Regions from separate parts of the Homo sapiens genome. Here region 2 is linked to region 1. Evidence: chromatin contacts called from ENCODE Hi-C or POLR2A ChIA-PET data. All regions are on one chromosome and are shown on one strand. Each heading gives the region's core, a stretch centred on a gene start or an enhancer-like site at or near the end of the contact. The rest is flanking DNA. Distances are from core to core; before and after follow the strand shown.

Region 1 (4,002 bases), core at 1,503-4,002:
CACTGTCATCCCTGTGCCCCAGAGGGCCAGGTCCACGCCAGGTGATGGGCATCTGGCATCACCTGGGGCAGGCCTGGTCTCTGCCCAAGCTGACTGCCCCCTCCTTTCTAAGGGATGGACACACAGTAATGCCCAAGACAAGAGTCTGTGCGAGTTGCGGAGGGAAGCAAACAGGGCGACAAGGCAGGGGCAAGGGTGCTGAGATGGAGACAGTCGGGGTGGAGGGGGCAGGGGAGGAGGCTGGGGCCCATTGGTACAGGAGCTGCCAGGGAGCATGGGCCTCATCCCCAGAGCCATGGCAAGTCCCTGGAGGCTCTGGGCAAGGGAGTGACTTTTCAGAGGGCTTCTGAACCATCTCATCCAGCCAGCTGCTGTGGGGACTCCACAGTCCCGATGTGGCCCTCGGGGCTCTCAGGCCAGGTTCTCTACCTCCCCACATGGCGCAGCCTCCAGGGCTTCAGGAAACGCCTGCCCCCAGCTTTGCTGTTAGGAAACACCCTCCCAGGCTTGCTGTGGCCACAGATCCCCAGGGCTAGTCCCTCTCCAGGGAGGCCCCGCGGCAGGCCTGCTGCCGCCTGTCCTTGTGGCTGAGCACTAGCCAGGAGGGGCGGGGTCACCTGCTGCAGCTTCCACTGCTTGTCCTCCCGGAAGGCGAAGTGCAGCAGCTGGTTGTTCCGGGGCATCTTCAGGTTCACATCCTGACAGGCAAGAGTGGGGTGAGCTGGGCAGTGGGGGGGCACCTCCTGCCACAGCCACTCTGAGCCCTTAAGCCCAGGGCAGAAATGGGGTGTGTGGTGGTTCAGGCCTTGGCCGCTGTATAGGGCAGAGGGTCTCCCAATGCCTTGGCCGTTTGGGGGTTGAACAGGGAGGTCAGGAAACAGGAAACCAGGCCCAAGAAGAGCCACAAAGAAGTGAAATGGAAAGAGGTGAAGAAAGGGGAAGGGGAAGAGGAAAGGCAGCCTCTGTGAGGCTCTGTGCGAACGGGGTGCATCTAGTGTCTACAAAGGGCAACAGATGGAGCCCAGGAGGGGGGCCTCCCCCCACGCCTTGGTGCCTGGCACAGAGTCGGGTGCAGACTGGAGTTCAGGCATTGGCTGATTCAACTGTGATGTGTGGCCAGCCTAATCCACCAATGCCCATGTTTCACTGGTCCGGACGCCAGGCCAGGCCGTGTGCAAAGAACCCCTCTCCTGCACCTCTTACTGAATCTGCACACCGATCCCGGGAGAAGGTGTGAGGGTTGCTGTCATTTTCCAAAGGAGAAAACTGAGGCCAGAGAGATCAAGGGTCCCGCCCAGAGTCGCAGGGCTTGTACAGAGAGAAAGTGGGAGCTCCCATGCTCTTCCCCATTGGCAGGATGGGAGGGGACAGGGCCGGGGGACTCACCGCCTGGCTGAGGGCATCCCCCTGCAGAGTCAGCACACCCTTCACCTGGTCTGTGCTGTAACATGTGGCGTCAGAGCGGTGCCTGTGGTCACCCCCCCACCACCCAGCCCTCCCTCCCGGCGGGCTGCCCCTCCTGTCCCATCGCACAACCAGCTGGTCTGCAGGACAGGGCTATGGCCATGCCTCCTACCCCCCAAGGTACCCATTTCCCCGGTTTCCGCCTAGCCCAGGCTCACCCACAGCTGCCTAGGATGAAGTTCTCTTGCTTGGCGGGCCCCTCAGTGCCGGAGCCCGGCAGAGTGAAGCGCAGAGAGGCCTCCTGTGGAACAGAGGGAAGGAGGGGAGCTGGTAGCGCCCACTCAGGCCCGGCCCAGTGCTCCTTCCAGAAGCCCCCCTCCCTCCAAGTCAGCGGGGGGAAGGAACAACGTGGCCTGGCCTCACCTGGGTTCAGCTGGGGTGGGAAGACCCTGCCCAAGCCCCCAGGGCACCTAACCGTGAGCCCGATCTCTGCTTATACCACATTCCCTGAACACCTCCTGTGTGCCCGCCTCGGGGAATACAAAACAGACAGGGGCAGCCTCCCAGCTTGGTTGAGGGGGAAAGGGGCAAGGGGCAGAGTCAGGGAACAAGGCAGTAGTTATGGTAACCCGCGGTCCTGGGCCACAGCAAGCACTACGCCGGTTACTTCTGTGAGCTGCCTGGCTCATTTATCTACACCCCAGCCTCGCGAAGCGGGTACTGTTATCTCCCTTTTGCCAATGAGAAAAGGGAGGCCCAGGGAGGTTCAGTGACTTGGCTGAAGTCACACTGCCAGGCAGAGGCAGAATTCTTCGGCTCCCAGATTGGATGCCGCTGCTCCCAAGGCGGCCTTCCCCGACCCGAGGCCGGGCGGGACTCAGGCCCTTGCTAGCACCCTCGTCGGGACCCGCCCCTGCCCGCACACAGGTACTTATATAATGAGGTCGGCTCGAGTTCGCGGAGGCGGGGCCCTGCCTGAAAGCCGCGGCAGCCGCACACTGTAGGCGCTCAGGACGCAGCCGCGCGGCCCCAGGTGGAGCCAGGGAAATGAGGAGGGAGGGCCGCCACGCCCGGCGGGGCAGGGCGCGGGTCGTTACCTTGAGGATGTCCTGCAGCTGCTTCAACACAGCGTGCACCTCGTCGTGCAGCAGCCAGCGGAACTCCTCCTCCTGCGGGACAGACCCGGCGGTCGCGCCCGGCCCCGCCGCCCCGCCGGCCCGCCCGCTGGCCCGCGCGCCTTACCAGCACCGCCCGCTCCGCCGCCGTCGCTGCCATCACGGTGGCCATGGCCGCAGGCCGCCGCCGAGCGCCCTCCCCACCGGCCGCTGCTCCTGTCCACCAATCTTTCTGTCCTCGGTCCTCCGGTCCTCCCGTCCGCCCCCGGCGTCTGGCTCCGCCCCCACCCGATTGGCGGAGCGGGTACCACCCCGCCCCCAGGCCGGCTCCGTGCTCGCGATTGGCTGGCGCCTGTCGGTCCGCCTCGGCCCCCGAAACCTGCGGGAGCCCTGGAACCAGACTGGCGGCTGCGGGAGTGAGGCTCGCTCCGCCTGGCCAGGGACGCGGCCGGCGGCTGCACGAGTCAGGCTTGCTCCGGCTGGCCAGGGACGCGGCCGGCACCAGCCTGGGGCGCCCGCTTGGGGGCGGAGCTCCCGGGGCGCCCCCAGGATATGATAGGGCGCTCTGCTCCACTCGCGCTCACTCATTGGCCGGCAGGACAGTCTGTCCCCGCTCCTCCTCCCTATTGGCCCGCTTGGCTCCATTGGTCGTGGTTCCAACCCTGCCGCGGACCTCGCCGCCACTCCCAAGTCCGTCTCACCCCGGACGCGGAGGTCCCGAAAACCCACCCCGGCCCCGCCGCTGCCTTCTCCTCCCACCCATCTCGCCGAGGACGAGGGAAGCAGGACTCCTGCGGCACAGCTGTGTTACCAAGAAGTGTTTTATTTTTCTTGCAGTAGCTTTGTTAATTGCACAAAATCATGTTTTGTTTTTGCCATTTAAACATTATCACACAATCCTATTCTGAAAGACAAATGTTCATTAAAAACAAAGCAAAAATAAAAATTCACAACCTTAATTACCTAGATTTGTCATTTAAAGGTTTAAAGAAAAAAGGGAGGGGCTTTCTTACAAGCTTTTTCACAAGTGTCACATTTTCTCCTTAAAAGGGAAGGATTTCAAAAGAAAGGTGAAATAGCTTAAACAGAAATATTCATAAAAAGGAACTTTACAGAATTGTCAACAATATTAAGACAAAATTGACTAACCGGTTTCATTACCGCATCTTCCCCCGCCCCCACCCCCAGTGTGTTCCGCCAGGACTAGAACAGGCTTTGTGTTCAGACAGAAATGCTTCAAAATCCCAGTGAAATGAACTGTGCTAAAAACCCGACAGGCATCTTCCCTGCCCTCCCCCCACTCGTCTTCTGCAATCCTCTAACCCAGTTTCTAATCTCTGAAAGGGGCCAAAGCTGTGAGGGGGGAAGGACCCCGCCCTAGTGTGGCCACCCTATATATAATTACATATTGCATCGTAAATGCTGGCCTTCCTTCTGCAAATTATGATTTTGGAAAATCCAACCCATGCAGAGGGATAAAAAA
Region 2 (6,725 bases), core at 1,640-4,139, 300 kb before region 1:
ACCTCAGTGAGCAAACCATGTACTATAATATCCTAAAAGATAACAAAAATGTAACTAGGTATCTAGAGAAAACTCAGGAAGGATATGTGCCTTGGGCCTTTTAAGGACCATTTCTTAACACTTCTGTGTTCTTCTTGACACCTGTTTCTGGGTAGAGCACATAGAAAATGCTCAGTAAATAAGTTCTTTTTCCTTGGCCCAGTTTGGCCTGATTTGGCCCCAGTTCTGTCTTTGTGAGTTACTTTATTAGTTGTCGGTGCTACTGTGCTGCTATTCATGTGGAAGATTCCCCAAATGGGCTGCGCCTTACATTGCCTGAGCAGAAGCCCCGAGGGATGGAGGATGAGCTTGCCTTGTTATGGGACTGTGTTTCCCTGGCTGACAAAGGCTCAGCATTTGCAGCAGGCAATGGGAATTGATTGGCCAACTTAATATTTCCTTCAGCCTAGCAAAGTCCTGAGTAGGCTAGGGACAGTCTGCTTTTTTGGTAACTCCTGTAGGCTGCCTTCTGCACAAGGCACCCAGCCTCTCACAGGTAGGATGAACTGGCCTCAGCACGCTTGCAGAGGGGTGGAACTGTGCGTTGCTTGCCAAGCTTTTTGTTTCCCTAAGGTTTTTGAGGTTTTCTTTGTTTTTGGTAACTTTCAATTTTTTTTTTTTTTTTTTTTTTTTGGACAGAGTTTCACTCTTATTGCCCAGGCTGGAGTGCAGTGGCGCGATCTTGGCTCACTGCAACTTCTGCTTCGTAGGTTCAAGTGATTCTCCTGCCTCAGCCTCCTGAGTAGCTGGGATTACAGGCACGCGCCACCACATCCGGCTAATTTTGCATTTTTAGTAGAAACAGGGTTTCTCCATGTTGGTCAGGCTGGTCTTAAACTCCTAACCTCAGGTGATCCACCCACCTTGGCCTCCCAAAGTGGTGGGATTACAGGCATGAGCCACCGTGTCTGGCCTAACTTTTAATTTTGATACGGTCTTTTTTTTTTTTTTTTTTTTTTTTTTAAGACAGTTTCGCTCTTGTTGCCCAGGCTGGAGTGCAACGGCGTGATCTCGGCTCACTGCAACCTCTGCCTCCTGGGCTCAAGAGATTCTCCTGCCTGAGCCTCCCGAGTAGCTGGGATTACAAGTGTGCACCACCATGCCCGGCTATTTTTTGTATTTTTAGTAGAGACAGGGTTTCACCATGTTAACCAGGCTAGTCTCAAACTCCAGTCTGCCTCGGCCTCCCAAAGTGCTGGGATTACAGGCATGAGCCACTGTGCCCTGCCTTGATACAGTTTTAAGCATACAGAAAAATGGTAAGAATAGTACAAAGAACTCTCATACCTCTTCCCCAGATTCACTGCTAGGATTTTGCCTTGTTTGCTTTTCTGACTTGCCAGTGTCCCCCACCCTGCAGCATATGCACATGCACACACACTGTCTTCTGAACCATCTGACAGGGAGTTGCAGGCAGTGTACCTTTACTTCTGAATACCCCAGTGTGTATTTCTTAGGAACAAAGACATTCTCTTATATAATCGCAGTACAATTATTTTTAAAAACCAGCAAGCTTAATGTCAATACAATGCTATTACCTAATACATTGTTCATATTCAGATTTTTTCCATATTCCACTATGGTCCCAGTAATGGCAGAGCTTTATTTTAAAGAAAACAATCCTGGGGTGTGTGGGTGTCACCTTGGTTACATTCGCTCTGAGGAAAGCAGAACCGACAGGTATTTGGGGAAGTGACTGCCGTGGGTGCCACATCACCAGCTCCTTGTGTCTCTGCAGGACCAGAGGAGCGAGAGCAGCAAGAACCACACCCAGCAGCAATGTCAGCGGAAGTGGAAACCTCAGAGGGGGTAGACGAGTCAGAAAAAAAGAACTCTGGGGCCCTAGAAAAGGAGAACCAAATGAGGTGAGCGATGGGGGCTGGCTGCACTGAATCAGGTGGGCCCAGCACCTGTCGTGCTCAGCACACCTGGTTTTGTCTGTTGGCAGCACTGGGGAGTGGCCATGGGCCATGAGCTCTGGACCCCTGGGTGCCTGCTTGGCCCTGCAGGGACCGCATACAGCTTCGGCTGCTTAGAACTCTCCCCACTGGTCCATTGTCTCATCCAAGGAGGCAGGGCAGGTGCTCCTGGGAGTGCTGATAGGATTTGATGGTAGTTATCCTTTTTTCTTTTTAAAAACTTGTGCGTTTCCTCATCTGGGCTGAGAAAGGGTAAACGCAGGCAAAGCTGGCTCTGTTCAGTCTTTTACCACATAAAAGACTGCAGGGCAGCCTTTCCTTACTCTGTATAGGGACAGCTCATGCTAAACCTGAGCTTCCAGGCCCTGTTCTGCATCATTAGCCTCTCATAGCCCTGTCATTGGCCAAGTTTTTTTTTTATCCCTTGAAATAATTGCTAATAATAAATTGATTCTCAGCACATGGATGATAACGAGCTAATCTCCTAAAGAAGACAGCAGAAGCCAGACCATGATAAGGCCAAATTTTTCTCACTCTTGTAGATGGATTGTGTGGACACATGTAAGCCCCTGCCCAAGTACCACCATCTTTAGGATCACATGTTTTCTACCTTGTCCATCCATCCACACACCTTTACAACTGTGTAATTTCGTTAAGCAGCACAAACCCAGCGTCCTGGCCCTAGCCTCTCGGTTGTCTCCTTTGCATCCTTCCGTGCTTGGTCCTAGTCACATATAGTCTCAAAGAAGCTGTGGGTCCAAGGTGGGAGGAAGGCAGTAGGGCCATCTGAGGAGACCCATGGTCACAGCCTTACTGAGGTGTGTGAATTCCAGAAGACACGTTCCAAGGCAGGCTGTTCTTAGAGAAGCCAGCAAATACTGAAGGGAATACAGATGTGTGTCTCTTCGACCACTAGGTGGCCACAGAAGCAAAGCATTGCTCATTTGGGTGGTTCCCAACACAGACACATGGACGTGGGTACTACTCTCAAGGAGCAGGCCACAGTTATCCCTTGTGTCCTGAGTCCTTGGAGCAGAATGTCATGTCTGCTTGTCCTGTGTTCCCTGACAAGTTGCTGCTATTTGTGTTGGAGTGAAGTGTCTGAGAAGCCCCAGCCTCCAGTACAACAGGTGGTCACCTTGGGGTGTGGACTCAATCTTCTCTCTATGGTCCTTTCTGGAAAGCTGGGAAGGGCTAATTGACACACAAACACCTCCCATCTCTCCACAGAATGGCTGACCTCTCGGAGCTCCTGAAGGAAGGGACCAAGGAAGCACACGACCGGGCAGAAAACACCCAGTTTGTCAAGGACTTCTTGAAAGGCAACATTAAGAAGGAGCTGTTTAAGGTTTGTGCCCCGCATTGGGTTCCAGACTGTCATATGGGGTTGGGGTGGGGGCCTTGGTCCCATGAGAAAAGTGCCCCTGGAGCCACTCTGAGGGAAAAGCTGGGCTTTTCTCCACACTCCATTCCTTCTTGACGTTAAGCTCTGGCTCTCGGCTGGGTACAGTGGCTCATGTCTGTAATCCCAGCACTTTGGGAGGCCGAGGCAGGTGGATCACTTGAGGCCAGGAGTTTGAGACCAGCCTGGCCAACATGGTGAAACCCTGTCTCTACTAAGAATACAAAAATTAGCCGGGTGTGGTGGCGCGTGCCTGTACTCCCAGCTACTTGGGAGGCTGAGGTGGGAGAGTCACTTGAACCTGGGAGGCGGAGGTTACAGTGAGCCGAGATCGTCCCACTGTACTCCAGCCTGGGTGACAGAGCGAGACTCTTTACCCCGCCAAAAAAAAAAAAAATTGGTTCTCATGGCTTAGATAGAATAACATAGTGGTGTGAAGGAAGCAAAAGTATGCGTGTTCCAAAGACTTCACCATGCCATTCCTTTAAGAAACAAAAGCTTCCTTGTGTGTTAAATAATTCACTACATAAAAATGGACCATAGGATTGGGTCTTTGGGGTTGGGGGTTGTCACTTGAGCCTCTGCATCCAGCTGCTCGGATGTGGTGTGCTCAGGCATAGCTGGCCTCCTCCTGTCACCTCCACAGCTGGCCACCACGGCACTTTACTTCACATACTCAGCCCTCGAGGAGGAAATGGAGCGCAACAAGGACCATCCAGCCTTTGCCCCTTTGTACTTCCCCATGGAGCTGCACCGGAAGGAGGCGCTGACCAAGGACATGGAGTATTTCTTTGGTGAAAACTGGGAGGAGCAGGTGCAGTGCCCCAAGGCTGCCCAGAAGTACGTGGAGCGGATCCACTACATAGGGCAGAACGAGCCGGAGCTACTGGTGGCCCATGCATACACCCGCTACATGGGGGATCTCTCGGGGGGCCAGGTGCTGAAGAAGGTGGCCCAGCGAGCACTGAAACTCCCCAGCACAGGGGAAGGGACCCAGTTCTACCTGTTTGAGAATGTGGACAATGCCCAGCAGTTCAAGCAGCTCTACCGGGCCAGGATGAACGCCCTGGACCTGAACATGAAGACCAAAGAGAGGATCGTGGAGGAGGCCAACAAGGCTTTTGAGTATAACATGCAGGTACTATTGGGGGCTGCCAGCTGCTAGGGCTGAAGAGGGAAACTTTGACAGTGGTAGCAGATCCATAGTGGCCCATGAAGGCACACATGGCATTAGGACAGATGAGCTGCAGGGTGCCGAGAGGAAGGTGGCCACCAGATTGGCCACCAGAGCTTGTGGGCCCAGTGGGTGGTTCCCAGCATGGAGGCCTGGTGTGATAGATGCCAGTGGGTAGTGTTTTGGGAAGGGTGAGTCCTCTCGCACATAGAGGGGTCTGGAAGAATGGAGCTGGCTTCCTCCCTCATTGCAGGATGCTGGTCTTGAAGAATGGTTAATTTTCTTTTCAAGTTTTGCTCTGAGAAGCCCTGCTTTATAAGTTAATAGAGAGCCAGTGCCACCAAGGAGAGTAAATAAGCTCTGTTTACAAGTAGCCTTTAGATGAGGCTGAACCTGGGGAAGCTTACTCTGTCCCCAGGTCCTGTCAGCTTCCACTGAGGCCTCCCAGGGCACTCAGGATGAGTATGCCCTGCCACAGTCTCATTCTCCCATGTTCCAGGTTTTCTGTTGCTTCTTGATAAAAAAATAACCAGCACCTAGAAATGGGGATGTACTCATGCCCTCCTGTCTGTGCTGTGGTAGTTTCAGTGGCTTGAGCCACCTCAGAGAAGGCTACATCTCTGGTCAGTTCCCAGGGGAGACCCAGCATTTGGCAGCCTTCTTGGGGTACCAATATCCACACCTCCCCAGAGCTCTTGCTAGGGAGGGAAGACCATCAGGCAGTGCAGCTGCCGCCCACCAGTGCTGCTTGCTGTGTAGTTGGCACACCTGAGCAAGCTCACCTGCTCCAGCTCACTCTCTCTGGAGGGCGTCCTCTAAAAGGAGAGTGTAGCCAGGCGCAGTAGCTCATGCCTGTAATCCCAGCACTTTGGGAGGCTGAGGCAGGGGCATTACTTGACCCCAGGAGTTGAAGACCAGCCTGGGCAACCAAGGTGAGACACCATCTCCCCACAAAATTTAAAAATTAGCCAGGTATGGTGGTACACACACGTAGGAGGATAAGGTGGGAGGACCACTTGAGCCTAGGAGTTTGAGGCTGCAGTGAGTTAGCCATGTTCATAACACTGCACTCTAGCCTGGGCAACAGAGACCTCATCTCAAAAGACATTTAAAAAAAAAAAAAAAGTATGGGCAGCCCAAAGATGGCTCAGTCGATCCTCTGCTCCTGCAGATATTCAATGAACTGGACCAGGCCGGCTCCACACTGGCCAGAGAGACCTTGGAGGATGGGTTCCCTGTACACGATGGGAAAGGAGACATGCGTAAATGCCCTTTCTACGCTGCTGAACAAGACAAAGGTAGGTCTGTGTGTCCTGAGCTCCCCTCCTGGGGCAGGTGTAGCAGGAGACTCCACTGATGCCATGTCTCCTATTGGTGCTGCCACACAGGTGCCCTGGAGGGCAGCAGCTGTCCCTTCCGAACAGCTATGGCTGTGCTGAGGAAGCCCAGCCTCCAGTTCATCCTGGCCGCTGGTGTGGCCCTAGCTGCTGGACTCTTGGCCTGGTACTACATGTGAAGCACCCATCATGCCACACCGGTACCCTCCTCCCGACTGACCACTGGCCTACCCCTTTCTCCAGCCCTGACTAAACTACCACCTCAGGTGACTTTTTAAAAAATGCTGGGTTTAAGAAAGGCAACCAATAAAAGCCAGATGCTAGAGCCTCTGCCTGACAGCATCCTCTCTATGGGCCATATTCCGCACTGGGCACAGGCCGTCACCCTGGGAGCAGTCGGCACAGTGCAGCAAGCCTGGCCCCCGACCCAGCTCTACTCCAGGCTTCCACACTTCTGGGCCCTAGGCTGCTTCCGGTAGTCCCTGTTTTTGCAGTACATGGGTGACTATCTCCCCTGTTGGAGGTGAGTGGCCTGTAAGTCCAAGCTGTGCGAGGGGGCCTTGCTGGATGCTGCTGTACAACTTCTGGGCCTCTCTTGGACCCTGGGAGTGAGGGTGGGTGTGGGTGGAAGCCTCAGAGGCCTTGGGAGCTCATCCCTCTCACCCAGAATCCCTCTAACCCCTTGGGTGCGGTTTGCTCAGCCCCAGCTTATCTCCTCCTCCGCGCTGTGTAAATGCTCCAGCACTCAATAAAGTGGGCTTTGCAAGCTACCTCCTTCCCTGCCTCCTGGCACCGGGTGGGTCAAGCCACCTCCCCATAGGAGAGTCCCTCAGAAGCAAGGGCATGTTATGTCT

What was found. Hi-C counts contacts between places; a loop is a spot of excess contacts on that map. ChIA-PET counts read pairs that join two places held with the same protein, here RNA polymerase II (POLR2A). Pooled maps may share reads with other maps.
Region 2: a loop to region 1 is called in a pooled map, with 7 times the contacts of the local background. The contact joins the enhancer-like site here to the promoter of ROGDI in region 1. A Hi-C loop is called at or near these places in 3 of 37 single-sample maps with no recorded cell type and 10 of 50 pooled maps. POLR2A ChIA-PET finds 5 or more read pairs at or near these places in 2 of 52 experiments (MCF 10A and activated CD4-positive, alpha-beta T cell).

Annotation. Positions count from the first base shown.
Region 1 is chr16:4,799,881-4,803,882 of GRCh38, forward strand. It overlaps ROGDI (rogdi atypical leucine zipper), which reads right to left and starts at 2,753. Exons shown (of 11, transcript NM_024589.3): 1 at 2,647-2,753; 2 at 2,502-2,573; 3 at 1,623-1,705; 4 at 1,387-1,441; 5 at 618-698. The coding sequence starts at 2,691. GLYR1 (glyoxylate reductase 1 homolog) reads right to left here. Exons shown (of 16, transcript NM_032569.4): 16 at 3,323-4,002. RefSeq lists an enhancer at 2,261-2,761 and silencers at 2,267-2,326, 2,367-3,156, 3,049-3,260.
Region 2 is chr16:4,503,707-4,510,431 of GRCh38, forward strand. It overlaps HMOX2 (heme oxygenase 2), which reads left to right. Exons shown (of 6, transcript NM_002134.4): 2 at 1,778-1,904; 3 at 3,189-3,306; 4 at 4,007-4,498; 5 at 5,706-5,832; 6 at 5,923-6,641. The coding sequence starts at 1,819. The coding sequence ends at 6,050. Among named protein-coding and RNA genes, the nearest start is that of HMOX2, 31 kb to the left of the region's middle. Within about 2 kb of position 2,890, at least 14 of the 41 ENCODE cell types and tissues checked have a DNase peak (open chromatin) inside an H3K27ac peak, as active enhancers do.